Regions from separate parts of the Homo sapiens genome. Here region 2 is linked to region 1. A link is a loop called in an ENCODE intact Hi-C map of the cell type or tissue named here. Cell type or tissue: mammary epithelial cell. All regions are shown on one strand.

Region 1 (8,000 bases):
ATTTTATTATGCCTAAAGAGTCAGTGATGATAAATTCGGAATTAGAGAAGTAATAACCTCCAGAAGCACCTTACTGGGTCACCATCCTTTTGATCAAAGGGTGTCATCAGTACAGAACTTAAGTATTATGTCATTTAATTTACAGTGCTTTGGCTAATTTTATTTAACTTAATTAATTTAACATCTTGAATTAGGTTGGTTACATTTTGACTGTTTTTACAGTCAAGGAAACTTGTAGAAACACAGCAAAGCTAGTGACCTTCACACTTTCACGCATGAACATAAATGAGCTCATAAGATCATCGTCTCTTTTTGTTGCGTTTCAAAGGCGTTTACCTATCTTGGAGTAAGATCTAACATTTCTGACCTTGATAGGATAATCATAGATAACATACTTTTAAATGAATTTACAGAGAAAAATAAATTTTATTTGTCCTACTATGTGTATAATATGTCTGTTTTGAAAAGCACCTAGTATACAAACACTAATATTGTAATACCAGTATAATTCAAATCATCTTTTTTTTTTTGGAGGGGAGTTTATTTAAAGTGTTGGCCAAAAAATGTTATTTATAACACTTGGTTGGATCTTTTTTTAAAAATTTCTTTTCATTGTTGTTCACTGTTCAAAAGGTACATCGCCAGGTTGGATCTTTTTATTTACTAATGTAAACTGAACAAGTTTGAAGGTGGTTGTCCCCTATTAGTTCATCGTGCCCCAGTGGTGGGAGCTATAGTTGTTTGAGCCATGGTACTGTCTTTGGTCAGGGCACACTCTTCATTTCTAAACCATGGTTCATTGCTTTGAGAGGCTGTTATTTTAGTGTTAGTCTTTGAATATTGGTTTGAAAATATTACAGTTACTATTTTTTATGATTGGTATTAGGACTTATGGATTTGCTAAAACAAAATCATCTTGTCTCAATAACGTTTTCTCTCTTTCCCACCACATTCTTCCTTCCTGAATTTTAATATGTGTTATACCACATCATCAGTTATATCTTGCTTTCCAGGATTGTTGTGAATGCTTGTATGTGAGATGCTTTTACATAAGGGCTAGGATTTGGAGATAATTCTGCGGTGGGGAAACAACTTTCTCTCCTTCCTTCTCCATGCCAGCCTCTTCCCCTACCCCCATGTATAAAATGTGATTTGTCAGATCCTTTCTAGATACTATGAATCGTGGATTTAGATATGGTAGTCTTCCTCTAACCCCCTTTTGCAGAACATAAACATTTCTCATCCTCTGTTCATACAATTTTTTACTTTAGTCACATGAAAACATTGTGAGAATGGAATCTTGTTCCATTAACGTTAACCTTGGTGGTGTAGAAATTAGGACATGAAGCATGTCACTTTCAGTGTAAAATATGTCAAGGAACTTCATTTCTTTCATCAATTCCTGACAATTGCTAATGTAGTAATGCACTTTAGTTGCTTTGAGCACTTTGGGCTGGTGAGAAGGGAAATACATAGTGTCTTTGTTAAAAGAATGAGTGAAGAGAAGAGAAAATTTTAAAAGAAATTGGTGAAAGGAAAATAACTTTGGCTTTTTTATTGTTATTTTTATACTGAAGTAGACAAACAATTGTTCCTGTTCTTCCTGAAGGAATTGTTGTCACAATTTTATTATTATTAGATAATTACCTAAGCTTCTGTGTTACAAGCTGTGGCCTCAGTTCTAGGTGGTGGTGCTTGAGTGAACATTTTACATTTTGTTCCTGACAGCTGGCCAGCATTGTGTTTATATTGGCATGGAAAAGAGATATCTGATTCAGAGAACAGTGTTTTCCAAGGATTGTGACTGAAGACTTCCTTAATGGTGTAATAATGTACCTCCTCATAAAAACAGGTTTGACAGCTGTAGCTCATTTTTTGTTGTTGAAGGAAGTTTTATTTGTTTTGTTTTTAACTACTTTTAATAAAGAATTGAGATCCAGTGTATGATTAAGATTTGTAAGAAATTGCAGATTCCTTAATAAAGCTCGCATCTACAGACATGACTAATCATTGATAATAATAAATGCAAAATATTTTAAATTATTAGGGGTAGAGTTAAAAAATGAAAAATAAAAGGTTATGATAATAGGAAGATGATTGCTGGCTTGATTTACCTTGTGGAACTAGTTAGAGGAGTATTCAGATAAATTGTGGAAAACATTAGAGGATGCAAAATACCACTGGAATTTATACCCATTAACAGAGAAGAGTTTCTTATTACAAAACTGTATTTGTAGCCCCACCAATAGCTTCAGGAATTATTTAATTATAAACTGTAGAAGTTTGGAGATAAGACCTGTGTTTAATAACTCGCATTAAATCTTTCTGGGGACATCATCAGCAAAACTCTTGGATAATTAGAAAGACCTGGGAAGATTGGGTTCTCTGGAATATCCAGGTTATCACTTTGAAATTTCACAATCATGTTGGAATAATAACATTAAAATATTTGAGTAGTAAAGGCATTGAATATCAGTCTGAGTCATCCACATTTGGTAAGGAGGCCTGGGGCATTTGTTGCAGTGAAAGATTTCAGGAGTCTTGTATTGATATCTCTTTTTTTGATTCATCTTATTTGTTGGACACCTACCAGAGTACCTCATTGGGTCTTCTTTATACACAGCCACTTATCATTATGCCTTTCCACATACCCTTGAATTTCTTGACCCTCTTCCTGTTGTATGCATCTGGTTAAATCCAACTCTGTATACTCTGCATATAGCTGGTGAATGTGAAATACACACAAAATTTTTGAGTGGTCTTTAAATTTTGACCACTAAGCTCAAGTGAGCCTTCAATGCTCCCTGATACCATATTACATTTCCTTAATCTATTTGTTCTCCTACAATGCTGGGCTGACTTTCTCCTCTTACAAACCACTTCCTCCTCTTACAAACCACTTCCTCCCTTCCTACTCTGTTCTCAGCTGATGACCTTGCTTCCTACTTTATTGAAAACATAAGCAATCAGAAGAGGTCTTCTCTGTACTCCCACCATTTTATCAGTGAACTTACCTGCATTTGGGAATTTGTTCCTTGCTTTCCCTGCTGTTACTCTAGGTGAACCATCCATACTCTAAGGCCCAGGTCCTCACTAGTCATTTAGATCCTCACCTCAAGTTACTCAAGACCATCATTTGAGCAATCCTCCGTTTTGTTCTACTGCATCGGTTTTCCCTTTCTACTGAAGTATTCTCATCAGAACAAAAACTTCCTAAGATAGCTCACATCATTTAAAAAAGAACTCCCTTGAATCTACCTCTTTTGGCAATTCCTCCATTTTTTTGTTTCACAGGTAGCAAAACTGTTTGCTTTGTAAGAATTGTCTATACTTGCTATCTCTTCTTTCTCTTAATCTCTTGAACCCATTCTAATCAAACATTGTCCCTGACACAGAGGACTGGGTATGATTGTGCAGATTGCATACTGTACAAGAGTGCCACATTTAGGAGAATGATGTTCACATAATTTATGACAGTGATTTTCCAGCAGATGGCACTAAGTGTCTTGTTCCGAAAAGATTAGTGTATTTGACAATTTTGCAAATTGGATGTGTCTTTTCAGAGGAGCATTGTTTTAATCCATATAAAGGCTCTGCCTTGAGTTAATAGTGTTATGCTACTACTCCACCAAAATAGCTTTATTAGATCACAAATGACCTGCATATTTCTAATCCCACAGTCCATCTTTTAGTCAGCTTAATTAGCATTCAGAAATCGCTCACTTCACGAAATTGTCATCACCTAGCTTAGAGATGTCACTATTTTTTATTGTCTTCTAACCTCCCTTCTAACACGCCATTGTCTTCTAACAAGCCATTGTTTTTAATCCCCTTTGCTAATGCCTACTTATCTCTCCAACCCCTAAACTCTGTTTAAGGAACTTTCCCGTAACAATTTATTCCCTTTGTAATATCATCCAGCATTATGGTTTTAAATGCTATCTATACACACTGGCAATTTCTCAGTTTATATCATCACCCTGAACTTTTAAATTTCCACACTTACATATCCAACTGCCTATCTGACATCTCTACTTAGGCATCTAATATAGGCATCTCATTTTAAATATTCTTTATTTTGAGGTAATGTTCAGCTTACAGAACAGTTTCAGGGATAGTACAGAAATTCCCACACCCTCCTGCCCTACCTTCCCCTATTTTTTTTTTTTTTTTTTTGAGACCAAGTCTCACTCTTGCCGAGGCTGGAGTGCAATGATGCAATCTCTGCTTACTGCAGCCTCCGCCTCCTGGGTTTCAGCAATTCTCCAGCCTCAGCTTCCGGAGTAGCTGGGACTACAGGAGTGCGCCACCATGCCCAGCTAATTTTTGTATTTTTTAGTAGAAACGGGGCTTCACCATGTTGGCCAGGCTGGTCTCAAACCCCTGGCCTCAAATGATCCTGATCTGCCCGCCTTGGCCTCCCAAAGTGCTGGGATTACAGGTGTGAGCCACCGCTCCTGGCCCCCTGTTGTTAACACTCCACATACATTCCATAACTTGTACCAATGTTAATTTCTTAGATTTTGTTTGTTTCACAAAACCTAAGAAATTAACATTGGTACAATACCACAAACTAAACTGGACCTTACTCAGGTTTCACTAGTCTTTCCACAAATTTTCCAGGATCTGACCCGAGATCCCATGTTACATTTAGTCCCCTTCAGCCTGTGACAGCCATTCCATGTTTTTCATGGTTGGCCAGATGCCTTGTGGAATATTTCTTGATTTGGGTTTGTGTGGTATTTTCACATGATTAGTTTGAGGCCACGGATTTGGGAGAAAATACTGCAGAAGTGATATTGGGCATCCCGAATTTAATATGTTCAAAATTGGACAAATATATCTCCTGACCCCTGCAGTTTTTCCCATCTTTGTGGTTTTTGTAGCTTCGTAAGTGGCAGTTCTCTTTTTCGTGTTGCTAAGCGTGTCTTGGGCTCTACTTTAGACCTGCTGAATCAGAAACACTGGAAGTGAGGTCCAGCAATCTGTTTCACATGCCCTCCTGGAGATTCTGATGCATACTGAAGTTTGAGAAGCACTGACTTAGACCAGAGCACCTTATAGTCATCTTGACTCCTCTTTGTCTCACACTCCAGATTTCTTTCAGAATCAGTAAATTCTGTCAGTTCTGTCTTCAAAATGTATCCAGGTCTACTGCTTGTTACCATCTTTACTGCTCCCATCCTGTTTCCATTTGTTGTCAGCCCTGCCCTCTTACCTGGCCTCCTTGCCATTGCCCTTGCTCCTCTACTGTCTGGTACTCCTTTCAGCAGCTGTAGTGATAACAGCAGATCATGTCATTTCTCTGCTTACACCTGCCAGCGTCCTTGTCTCGGAGTAAAACCTCAGATCCTCACATTGATAGAAACATGCTTTTTCCTCCCTTTATCTTCTATCAATCCTGACCTTGCTTACATCCAAAGACTCATCTTCTTATACTTGCTCAAACATACCAAGCATGTTCTCTCAGGATCTTTGTACTTTTACTGCTTCCTGAGTATTCCTCCCTTCAATCTCTTATGGTTCATTCCGGCACCATCAGGTTTCTTATTGGAGAAGCCTTTCCTGACCACTCTGAAATAATCATGTTCCCCGCCCCCTGCCCAGTCTTCTTTTTATTTCCTGTCTGCCTTACCCTGCTTTATTTTTTCTCACTCCTTTCATCTTAGTATGTGTTTGTTTGTCCTCTCTATACAGATAGTCCCTTATGATGATTCTTAGGATTTTTCAACTTTATGATGGGTTTATGAGAGTATTAAGTGCATTTTTGACTTACGATGGGTTTCTCAGGACATAACCCTATTGGGTAAGTCAGAGTGTCCGTTTTTCAACAGAATGTACGCTCCGTTAAGGGAGAGCATTTATTTTGTTTCCTTCTGTATCCTCAGACACTCCATATATATTATTTGATTGAATCAATGAATACCAAGCATGTCTTGGCACATCTGGTGATGCAGAAATAGTCAAAATACTGTTCTTGGCTTCAAGAAATTTATACTCAAACTGTGGAGATAAACAGTTTTACAAATAACTGATAAAGTGCTAAATCCAGCAAGCAAGAAGAGTAGAAGTGGTTGAAGTTAAGAAGGCTTCTTGGCATTTGCATCAGGTTTCCAGTGAAACAGAAAGGAGCTTTGAATGGATAAATCATTACGGGCCCAGGGACCTATAGGAAAAGAAAATTCTAAAGTAGCTAAGTGCAAGGTGTAGTCCAGGAATGATGAATCAGGTTTGAGTAAAGAGTATAGAATTTATGGGAAGGTATCGTGATAATAATAGCTAATACTTGAGTGCTTCTGTGCCAGACATTGTTCTGGAGGTACAGCAGTAAGTATTCACTCTAGCAAAGCATCCTCATTTAATCCTTATGAGGATCTATAAGGTATTCAGGCTAGTGAAGAAATGAAGGCACAGAACAATGAGGCTGGGCTTCAAACTCAAGACAGCTTAGTCCTAGAACCCAGCCTTGGCTACTGTACTGCCTCCATAACTCTGTAAAGGTTGTTGGGGTCCAGATTGTAGAGAGTAAAAAGGAATGTAATAATTCTATTTTAGGGGGCAGTGTGAAGAATGAATTCCAATTGGTGGAAGACTGGATTGTATTATAAAAATATGCTGCCTCCATTCTATGTAATTGTTAAAGAATCAGGTCAGTTTTCATGTACTTTTACTAGAGGATATCAGTGACACTGTTGAGTTTAAAACTTAAGTGTCTGAGGTTTGTTCCCATTTTTGTGAAAGCAACCAAATCATGTATATATTAGTAAGTGCACGCACACATGCAAGAACCTAACTAGATAAACAGGCTTTCAGAAAATGGGAGTGAGGGTAACATTGCTTTTCTTAGCTATCATTCACAACTTTAACAATAAATTACTCCAAATTATGGAAGGAGACAAGGAAAACTGCTTCAGTTTACACAGGCAAGTGTCCATGAAAAGTAAGGAAATAGGTAGAAGAAAGAATGTCTTTACATATTTCTTTATACATTCTTGAGAGATGGATATGAACTAAGACATTACCAAAGCCACAGATTAATAATATTATGTGTAACTACGTTTAAAAAAATTTAAGTGTATAATTCAGTGGGTTTAGTTTATTCACAAAGGTGTACAACCATCACCACTATTTAATTCCGTAACATTTTTATCCCCAAAAGAAACCTCTTTCCTATTAGCAGTTACTATCAATTATTCCTTCCTACTAGCCCCTGGCAAACACTAATTTACTTTGTGTTTCTATAGATTTGCCCATTCTGGAAATTTCCTAAAAGTAGAATCATACAGTGGGTGTTCTTTTGTGTCTGACTTTCACTTGGTATGGTGTTTTCAAGGTCATCTGTTTTAGCATGTATTAGTACTTGATTCCTTTTAATGGCTTAATAATATTCCCTTGTATGATGCCCAGTGTTTTATTTATCCATTGTCAGTTGATAGATATTTGAATTTCTGCTTTTTGTGAATGATGCTATGAACATTGAGGTGTAGGTTTTGTATGAACATGTGTTCTCAATTGTCATGGTTATATCCATAGGAGTGAAATTATTGGGTCATATAGTAACTCTATTTTTAACATGTTGAGGAACTGCCAAATTGTTTTTCAGAGTGGCCACACCATGTGGGTTCCAGTTTTTCCACATCTTCACCAACACTTACTATTGCCTGTCTTTTTTATTATAGGCATCCTAGTTGTGAAGTAGTGTATTGTGGAGCTGGATGATGTTGGTATATTTTGATCTGCTTATTGACTTTTTGCTTATCTTCTTTAGAGAAGTATCTACAGACAGTTTCCAACTTAATGGCTTGACTTAAGAGTTTTCAACTTATGATGGTGTGAAACTGTTGTAATTTTGACATAATGTTGAAATTTGAATTTTGATCTTTTCCTGGGCTGTAATATGTGGTACATAAGATATTGAACACTTTGTTTAAAAATAGGCTTTGTGTTAGATGATTTTGTCAAACTGCAGGCTAATGTAAGTGTTCTGAGCACAGTTAATG
Region 2 (8,000 bases), 570 kb after region 1:
GACAAAGAGGCCAGAGCTTGTGCAGAGGGAGTGGCCCAGAGGTCGACAGTATCTGGGAGCATGCTTAGCCGGGCCCTGTGGACACACATTTGGACCTACGCAAAAGTTATCTTTGCTTTGCCAAGGATCTCTTTAAATTCTGAGTCTTTTCCCAAGAAAGCAAACTTGACTCCGACCAAGCCTCCAAATCCAATGACCCGTTAAAGAAAAGACAGGGCAGGGGGATGGGTGACGCTCCACTTTGCAGGTTCAATCAGCAAAGTCCCAATGGTAGGAAGCTCCACAGGACAGACTGCCAGTTTCTCCAACAACTCAGTGACACAGGGGAAATGGAAGCGTGGAGGGGAATATTTGGATTAGAAGAGACTTTAGGGTGGAGTGATTCCTAGATTATATCGTTAAATACAAAAGCAAAGTGCTAAAGAATATCTGTAACATGCTACTTTTCATCGAAGGAAGAGGGGAAGGAAAATAAAATATACGAAACCTGTTCTTTTGTGAAGAAGAAACAGAGGAAGGATAAATCAGAAACCAATAAGACGGGTTGCCTGTCGGGGGTGGTTCCTCGAGGGTGTGGGCATAGGTAGGAAAAGGGTGGATGATGGGAATGACACAGAAGAATTAGAGGGAGTGACACTGTGTATACCTTTTGAATCGTTCTGACTTTTAGAATCATGTGCATATTTCATGTACTAGATTAAAAATTTTTTTTAATGAGAGGAAACCCAAAATAGAATACAAACAGAAATAAGTGGCACTAATAGTTTTACAAATGATTTATATACTTCCACTGAAAAGATGGGGGAACTAACCTAAGAAACTTTGGAAAACAGTGTTTTTATTGCATCCTCAAAGGCTAAAAATGAAAAGACGTATATACACATATCATACCATGACTAGTTGGTCAATTTTTCACAAGGGTATGGGTCACTGATTCTGAAACTATTTTACATGCCTTCTGGAACTGAGCAAATCAGTCAATAGATGATGGATAAGGAGATCAAAGATACACCAAGACGGAGAACCCTGTGATACTGGATTAGAATTAGGGGTGTCAGTAAGAACTCGTGGTTTTTAATGTGTATACAGGTGTGTGTGTGTGTGTGTGTGTGTGTGTGTGTGTGTGTGTGTGTATTTCCTAGTCTAGCTGCTGGGAGTGCCTAGAGGTAATGAGAGCCTGGTGGCAATGAGCACAGCCAGCACCCAGATCTTGATTTCTAAACACCAGTCTCAATACAACAAACCAGGGCTTCCAAGAGAAACAGCTCGTTCCAGGGCCAGGTCAGAGAAAGGACAGGAGGAGTCGGCAGCATCTCTTGATGCTATAGAGCAAGGAAGCTCCCAAAAATGATGTGGCTGCGGCAAACCACACGGGAACCATGGGAAGGGGGTCCCCAAAATGATGTGGCCGCGGCAAACCATACAGGAACCATGGGAAGGGGGTCCCCAAAACGATGCGGCCGTGGCAAACCACACAGGAGCCATGGGAAGGGGGTCCCCAAACTCAAAACCATGCGGCCGTGACAAACCACACAGGAACCATGGGAAGGGGGTCCTGATGGCCACAGCTGGGACAATTTGAACAACAAAAGTCATGGTCCATAGCCATAGAATAAAATAAGAATCCATAAGTCTATATGGATATGGAGAAATGAATGAATACACACATGAGGCAGAAAGGAAAGCTCTTACTCACAGAAGAATTCCACTAATGAAATGTAAAAGGAATGCTGAACATAGAAAAATCTCTATTCCATAAACACCTCAGCAATCATTGTTTTAAGCAAGAATCATGAATGGATGTTAAAACTAGTAGGCAAAAATATGATAAGAAATAAGCTACTTACATAGCCTCAAATTATCTCCTCACAGATACTTGTTAATTACAAAGGGAAAGAATGGTAAGTGAATAGTGGAGAAATTGGACATCCCAGCCCTCCGAGAATGAGAAGGACAGCATTCTTTCTGCGAGATTCCTGCCAAAAATGCATAACCCAAATCTAATCATGAAGAAACATCAGACATAACCCAATGGAGGGACATTCTACAAAATCACTGGCCAGTACTCAAAAAAAAAAAAAAGCAACAACAACAAAAGAAAACAAGATAAAGCGAGACTGGGAAGCTCTTTCAGACTAAAGTAGACAATTAAATGGGCAAATCTAAATGAGACCTGTCAATGAGATAAATCTAAGTGAGATTTGTAGGTTTGGTGATCATATCGTGCCCATGTTCCTCTCCTAATTTTGATCATTGTACTGTGTTATGTAAGATGTTAATATTTGAAGAATCTGGGTGAAGAGTATAATGGGAATTCTTTGTACTATTTTTGCAACTTTCCTGTAAGTCTGAAATTATTTCAAAATGAAAAGTGAAAAAAGAAAGAGAAGGAGAGGCTGGAGAGAGACCACACTCAGTCCCTCTGGGTGGAGCTGGTATGGGGCCTGACTCAAGCAAATGGGAAAGGAAATTCTGCCACCCTCAGACGAAACATCTGGAACCTGAGCTCTGATGATGACGGCCTGGCCCTGCCGCCTTTTAGAGACGTGTACTGGAATATTTCCAGATGAAATGCTGTGAGGCCTGGTTTTGCTTCTAAGTAATGCAGGAGAGGGGAGTTGGTCGGGGGTGCAGATGGGACAGAACTGGCTGGGGGTTAGGGCGTTAGGGTTGGTGGAGTTAGAGGGTGGATGCCCGGGGCTCATTATTCTCTTCTGTTCACTTTGGTGTAGGTCTCCAAAATAAGTTTAAAAAAAAAAAAATCCAGACCAGGCACAGTGATTCATTCTTGTAATCCTGGCACTTTGGGAGGCCAAGGTGGGAGGATTGCTCGAGGCCAGGAGTTTGAGACCAGCCTGGGCAACATAGTGAGATCCCATCTCTATGAAAACAAACAAAAAAAATGAAAAAAACAAAACCCTCCAGAGGCAATTCTTGGCCTGGTCAGGAGGGGAAGGAAGATGCCTGAGGGATGGCCAATTCCACTCCCTGCCATGCCCCTTATACCCTCCCCTCTCAGTGTCTGTCCCCACCAGGCCCTGTTCAGCCAGCCCGGGGCCTCTTCAGATTCCTCTCCAAGCTGAACCCTGATCCCCCAAATCCTGATTCAAGAAGCCCTCAGTGGAGGGTCCTCGTTTCCACCCACCTGCCCCTGCCCTTATGGGAGAAATGAACTCTAACCTGAGGTCCCTGGCCACGTCTCCCTGAAGCCCCTCCCCTAGCCCTGCTTCCTCTTCCTCCCCTGGGAGGAACGCTGCAGCGTGAGAGTGTCCTGCTGGCCCAGCCGGCTCCCGGTGGGGGTGCAGAGGAGGCCTGCTGTTTGTAGTTCTGATCTTCCTCTGTGTTGCAGGATGCTCTGCATGCCTGGACACCCCCAAAAGCCATCCACACCTTAAGTCGCTGGGACCACCAAAAATGTGTGCATACCATGGAGAACAACAATGCTGGCCTTTCCTGGTCTTCGTCGCCAAAAATCTGCTGTCGCAGGAGGTAGCACGTACCTGGTGCGATAACATGCTGGGGAAGGGGCAGCGGGAGAACATCAGCCTCTCCACCCTACCCAGACCGGACCATGGGTGCCCAGGCCGAGGGGAGAATGAAGAGACAGGGAGGGTCCACAGGAGGAGGCATGTGGTGGATCCCAAGGTGAAAAGCCCAAGATGGGCTTTCAGGACCTGAGGGCAGAGGGGAACTGAGCCTGTGCCCCATGGAGTGCCTGAGTGTCAGAAGATGACCATGGCACTGCGGAGATTCCTGTGCCATCGAGGGGCACGGGAGCCATCACGTGCTCTCCTTGCCCATGCTCCTAGGGTGGCTGAGAAGCTGCAGGGGAATTTGGGGGCCTGAAGGGCCTGTGGGCACAGCCACAGTGGAACTCATGCATGGATGCCTCTGAGGACATCCAAGACCAGGCGCTCACACACGCACGTGCGCTCCTCACAGTCCTCACACTCTGAAGCATCACCCAAGGCCCTAACCACAGAGCCCATGGCAGTGAGCAGCGGGAACCAGAATGCACTCAGGCCCAGCGTCCTGGTGCAGCAGACACAAGAAATAGAATCCATGTCCAGCTCTGGGAGATACACGAAGTGCCCCCTCTGGCACACCTGCGTGTGTGCTTTCTAAAAGACTAGAAAGCAGGAGGCAGCATCGTGCCGTGAAATGCCTGCCATGAAGCAGGCGGCCTTGTAGGCTCAGCACTGAGCCAGAAACACCAGACATACAGCCGACCAGGAAACTCAGGCCAGCCTGGGGCTCCCTGCCACACGCACAAGGCAGGGAAAGAAACCGAAACATAGACCGTTGCAGGTGAAGCCCCTGTACTCGGTGTCTGTTGCTATGCTGGGTTCATCCTGACTCAAGCCTCCAACACACCTGGGCTCTTGGACAAGGGCTAGGTCAGACGCACAGAACCCACTGTCCCGGGCCTCCCTCCCCTCCTTCCAGACCGGCCCTCGATTTTCTTCTCGGAAGAACTGCTGTGGAGTCAGGTGTCCCAACTGTGACATTGGGGCGCCACCTGGTGGTCATTATGCATAGTACTGTTCCTCCTGAACCCGTGTGTGTGTGTGTGTGTGTGTGTGTGCGCGCGCATGTGCGTGTGTGTGTGTGTGTGTGTGTGTGTGTGTGTCCCCGTCCCCATTTGAGTTCAATGGGCCACTGGCCAGGAGCAGCTTGGAAATGAGTAGCCTTTACTGCCTGGCAAACCTGATTTCAAATCCCAGCTCTGCTACTTACTTAATAATTGATCTTGGACAAGCGACTTAAATTCTATGAGCTTGCTTGTTCATCTGGAAAATGGGCATAATAGTATTCCTTCCCTTGAGCTGGGCACAGTGGTTCACACCTGTAATCCCAGCTACTCATGATGCTGAGGTGGGAGGATCACTTGATCCAAGGAGTTTGAGACCAGGCTGGACAATATAGTGAGACCCTGTTGCTAAAAAAGCAAATATATTAGCTGGCTGTGGTCGTGCACACCTGTAGTCCCAGCTACTAGAGAGGCTGAGGCAGGAGGATCACTTGAGCCCAGGAATAAGAGGCTGCAGTGAGCTGTGATTGCGCCACTGCACTTCAGCCAGGGCAAGAGTGAGACCTCACCCCTAAAAATAATAGTAAAATTAATAATAATAATATGCCCTCCATTACTGGGTTGTTGGAGGGTGGTCATAAACTGAAGCCACCACCGATTCTTCTACCCATGGTCAGCAGTGCTGTTTTCACACGGGAGGCCGGCTCCTGCACGAGGGCACAGGTTTCATGATGGATGACTCTTGTTTCTTCCCGCTGCCTCTCAGTCATGTTCCTGCCTCACATATCCCTCACCACCGAGTGCAGTCTTGAACTCACAGCAGGAGCTCCCTGGAGTCAGTGGGCACCCATCCTCAGCCCAGCACAAGCCCTGGCTGATGTGCTTGGTCTAGTGCCTTCTTTGTTCATACTTTTAACTGAGGGCTGCTGTCTGTTTGGAGCTGGTTCCATACCAAACAGCATTAATGGAGGCTCGGCAGGATGGGAGCAGGGCCAGCTCAGTGTAGGGTCTGGTCTGCCTGAACAGGGCCTGGAGTGTGCCTTGAGGGGGCATTCAGGCCTCTGCAGATGCACAGAGCAAGGAGAGGGTTGGGGAGCAGCCCAGGGGCCGGCCAAATGGGTCACTGCCAGCTATTGAGGGTTGGGCTGGGCTTATCCCAAGGGGCACAGCCAGTAAAAGTGGGCCCCAATTGCAAAGCCCAGATGTGGAGTGTGCTTTCCTTATAAGCCTCAAGGCCCCCATTCCTGTCCACAATTATACCTCATTAGAAATAGATGATATGGCCAGTGGCTTTCAGAGGGCTCCAGGGGAGGTTTTCCCTGTGGTAGTGAGAGTACACTTGCTCACCAAAGGAGAGAAGGCAGGCGCGCCCCGGGTACCAGCCAACCCCACTCTACAGCTCAGGCTGCCCCACCCAAGCCTGCATGAACTGCCCAGGAGGAGAGATTGGGTCCACGCTCCACTCACCAGCCAGACCCATCTTGGACATCTCACAATCTTCCACCCTCTCTCTTCAGGACCTGGCTGACCCCATGCAGCACCTGCTCACATCCTGAGCAGCAGAGAGGAGCTGCTCCTCTGTAGGACTCAGGAAGCTCACTAGCTGGGCAAGGCCAGGACAGGCATCCACAGCAGAGGAAGCCACGTGGGCCGAGGCGTGGGACAGAGGTCACGCAGGGGAACAAGGAGGGACTGCGGGCGGGGTGAGAGGCTGAAAGCCTATGGCCCCAGACACCTGCTCGGGGTTTCTGCCCTGATCTACCTGGGGCATGATCAGATGAGACCCCACAGATAAACTTGTTTTGTGAATTGCAGACACCGATCAGTGCTGAGCGAGTATTCTAGCTCTAGCTCTGGGAGCATCAGAACTTGGAGAGGTACAGGCCAACTTATCCTCTGTTCCTGATCCTCAGCTCCTCATACTCAATATTGAAATCCAAAAAGCTCCCCCAAAATTCAGTTTTTTTCTTTTTTCTTTCTTTTTTTTTTTTCTTGAGATGGGGTCTCGCTCTTGTCCCCCAAGCTGGAGTGCAATGGCATAATCTCGGCTCACTGCAACCTCCACCTCCCCACTTCAAGCGATTCTCCTGCTTCAGCCTCCTGAGTAGCTGGTACTACAGGTGCCTGCCACCACATCCGGCTAATTTTTGTAGTTTTAGTAGAGATGGGGTTTCACCATGTTGGCCAGGCTGGTCTCGAACTCCTGATCTTAGGTGATCTGCCCGCCATGGCCTCCCAAAGTGCTGGGATTACAGGTATGAGCCACAGTGCCCGGCCCAAAATTCGATTTTTAAAGGAAATCATTAGGTAGCGACACCTGCCCTGTCCCAAACTGCAGCCATTTCCGGTCTGACTCATCCCGCTTTGTGGGAGGTCGTTCATCACGGTGGAGAAAGCTTGGCGAGTTTGATGAGCGGTGCTCCCCAGGCCCCCCTGAGGGTGTTCTGTGACTGGCAGTGTTGTTTAAAATCTGAACATTCTGTGTTCCAAACCACAGCTGGCCCCAAGAGTTTTGGATTGGGGTTTATGGACCCCGATCCATGAGGGGCAGAAGTTGAAAAGATCTCCAGGCTTCTCCAAAATTTGACGTTCCTAGAACTATTTGTAACTTATAATTCTAATTCACTTATTTCTCGCCTCTTTTCTAATTGTTAACACTACACTGCGGTAGATTCCAATTTTTAGTTGTATATTGCTACATTTTTTTTGGTCAGTGTTCTGGTCAGTTATTTAGACCACATTGCTTTAGTCTGAAGGCTTGAGGGCAGTCTTTAATTTAAAACAGCTTAAAACATCCTTCCTTTCTGTCTCCTTCCCCATCCCACGCTAGGCCATCAGAGCATCATAGCCAAGCTGCAGTTGCCTCCCGCCGTCTTCTCTCTGGCCCTGCCTTGGGCTCTTGGCCTGCCCTGTGTCCCGGAGCTTCTGGCCCCTCTGGGAGCCTATGGTGCCTTCCTCAGATCAGTGTGTTTAGATTCTGAAATGATGCAAGGACAGCAAGGGAAACCAATGATCCTGAAAAACAGTTGTCAAAATGTTTTACAATTGTGGCACAGACTTATATGTACAAAGTAGGAAAACCACAAGTGGTACTTTGAGCCACCTAGAAGGATGATACTGTGAAGTGAACCTCTTTGTGATGGTGTGTGCTAATGAAACTGGTTTTGGCCTTTTTTCTCCCTCTGCTGTGGGTGCCCGTCCTGGCCTTGTCCAGCCAGCCAGCTCCCATCTGTCCTTGCTTCCAGCTTCCTCCCAGCTGCCAGAGATGTGAGCAGGTGTTGCGTGGGGCTAGCCAGGTCCCAGGGACAAGAGATGCAGGGTTGTGAGGTTGTGGATTGGTTTTGGTGGTTTGGTGATTGCTGGTTGGGCTCACGCTCAGCTCCTACCACATGCCCCGCCCCCCACCACAGGGCAGCTCCCTTCTTCACAGCCAGCAGGACAGTCTTCCAGGCTTCAGGGCTCTTCCTTC

The links. A loop is a pair of places that touch in the nucleus more often than their neighbours do. Peaks named below come from ENCODE experiments on the same cell type or tissue, not always from the same donor. Only the 100,000 strongest peaks of a DNase experiment are listed, where the experiment ranks them.
Region 2: a loop joins it to region 1, with 17 times the contacts of the local background. A loop is called at or near these places in 24 of 110 quality-filtered maps.

Annotation. Positions count from the first base shown.
Region 1 is chr2:120,106,479-120,114,478 of GRCh38, forward strand. All of the region lies in intron 16 of EPB41L5 (erythrocyte membrane protein band 4.1 like 5), which reads left to right. Among named protein-coding and RNA genes, the nearest start is that of EPB41L5, 97 kb to the left of the region's middle. In mammary epithelial cell, a CTCF peak has its summit at 3,497 (motif pointing right); DNase peaks (open chromatin) are centred at 1,783 and 2,503; H3K27ac peaks cover 1,313 bases.
Region 2 is chr2:120,675,942-120,683,941 of GRCh38, forward strand. No RefSeq gene overlaps it. Among named protein-coding and RNA genes, the nearest start is that of GLI2, 56 kb to the right of the region's middle. In mammary epithelial cell, CTCF peaks have their summits at 2,485 and 4,521 (motif pointing left); a DNase peak (open chromatin) is centred at 4,510.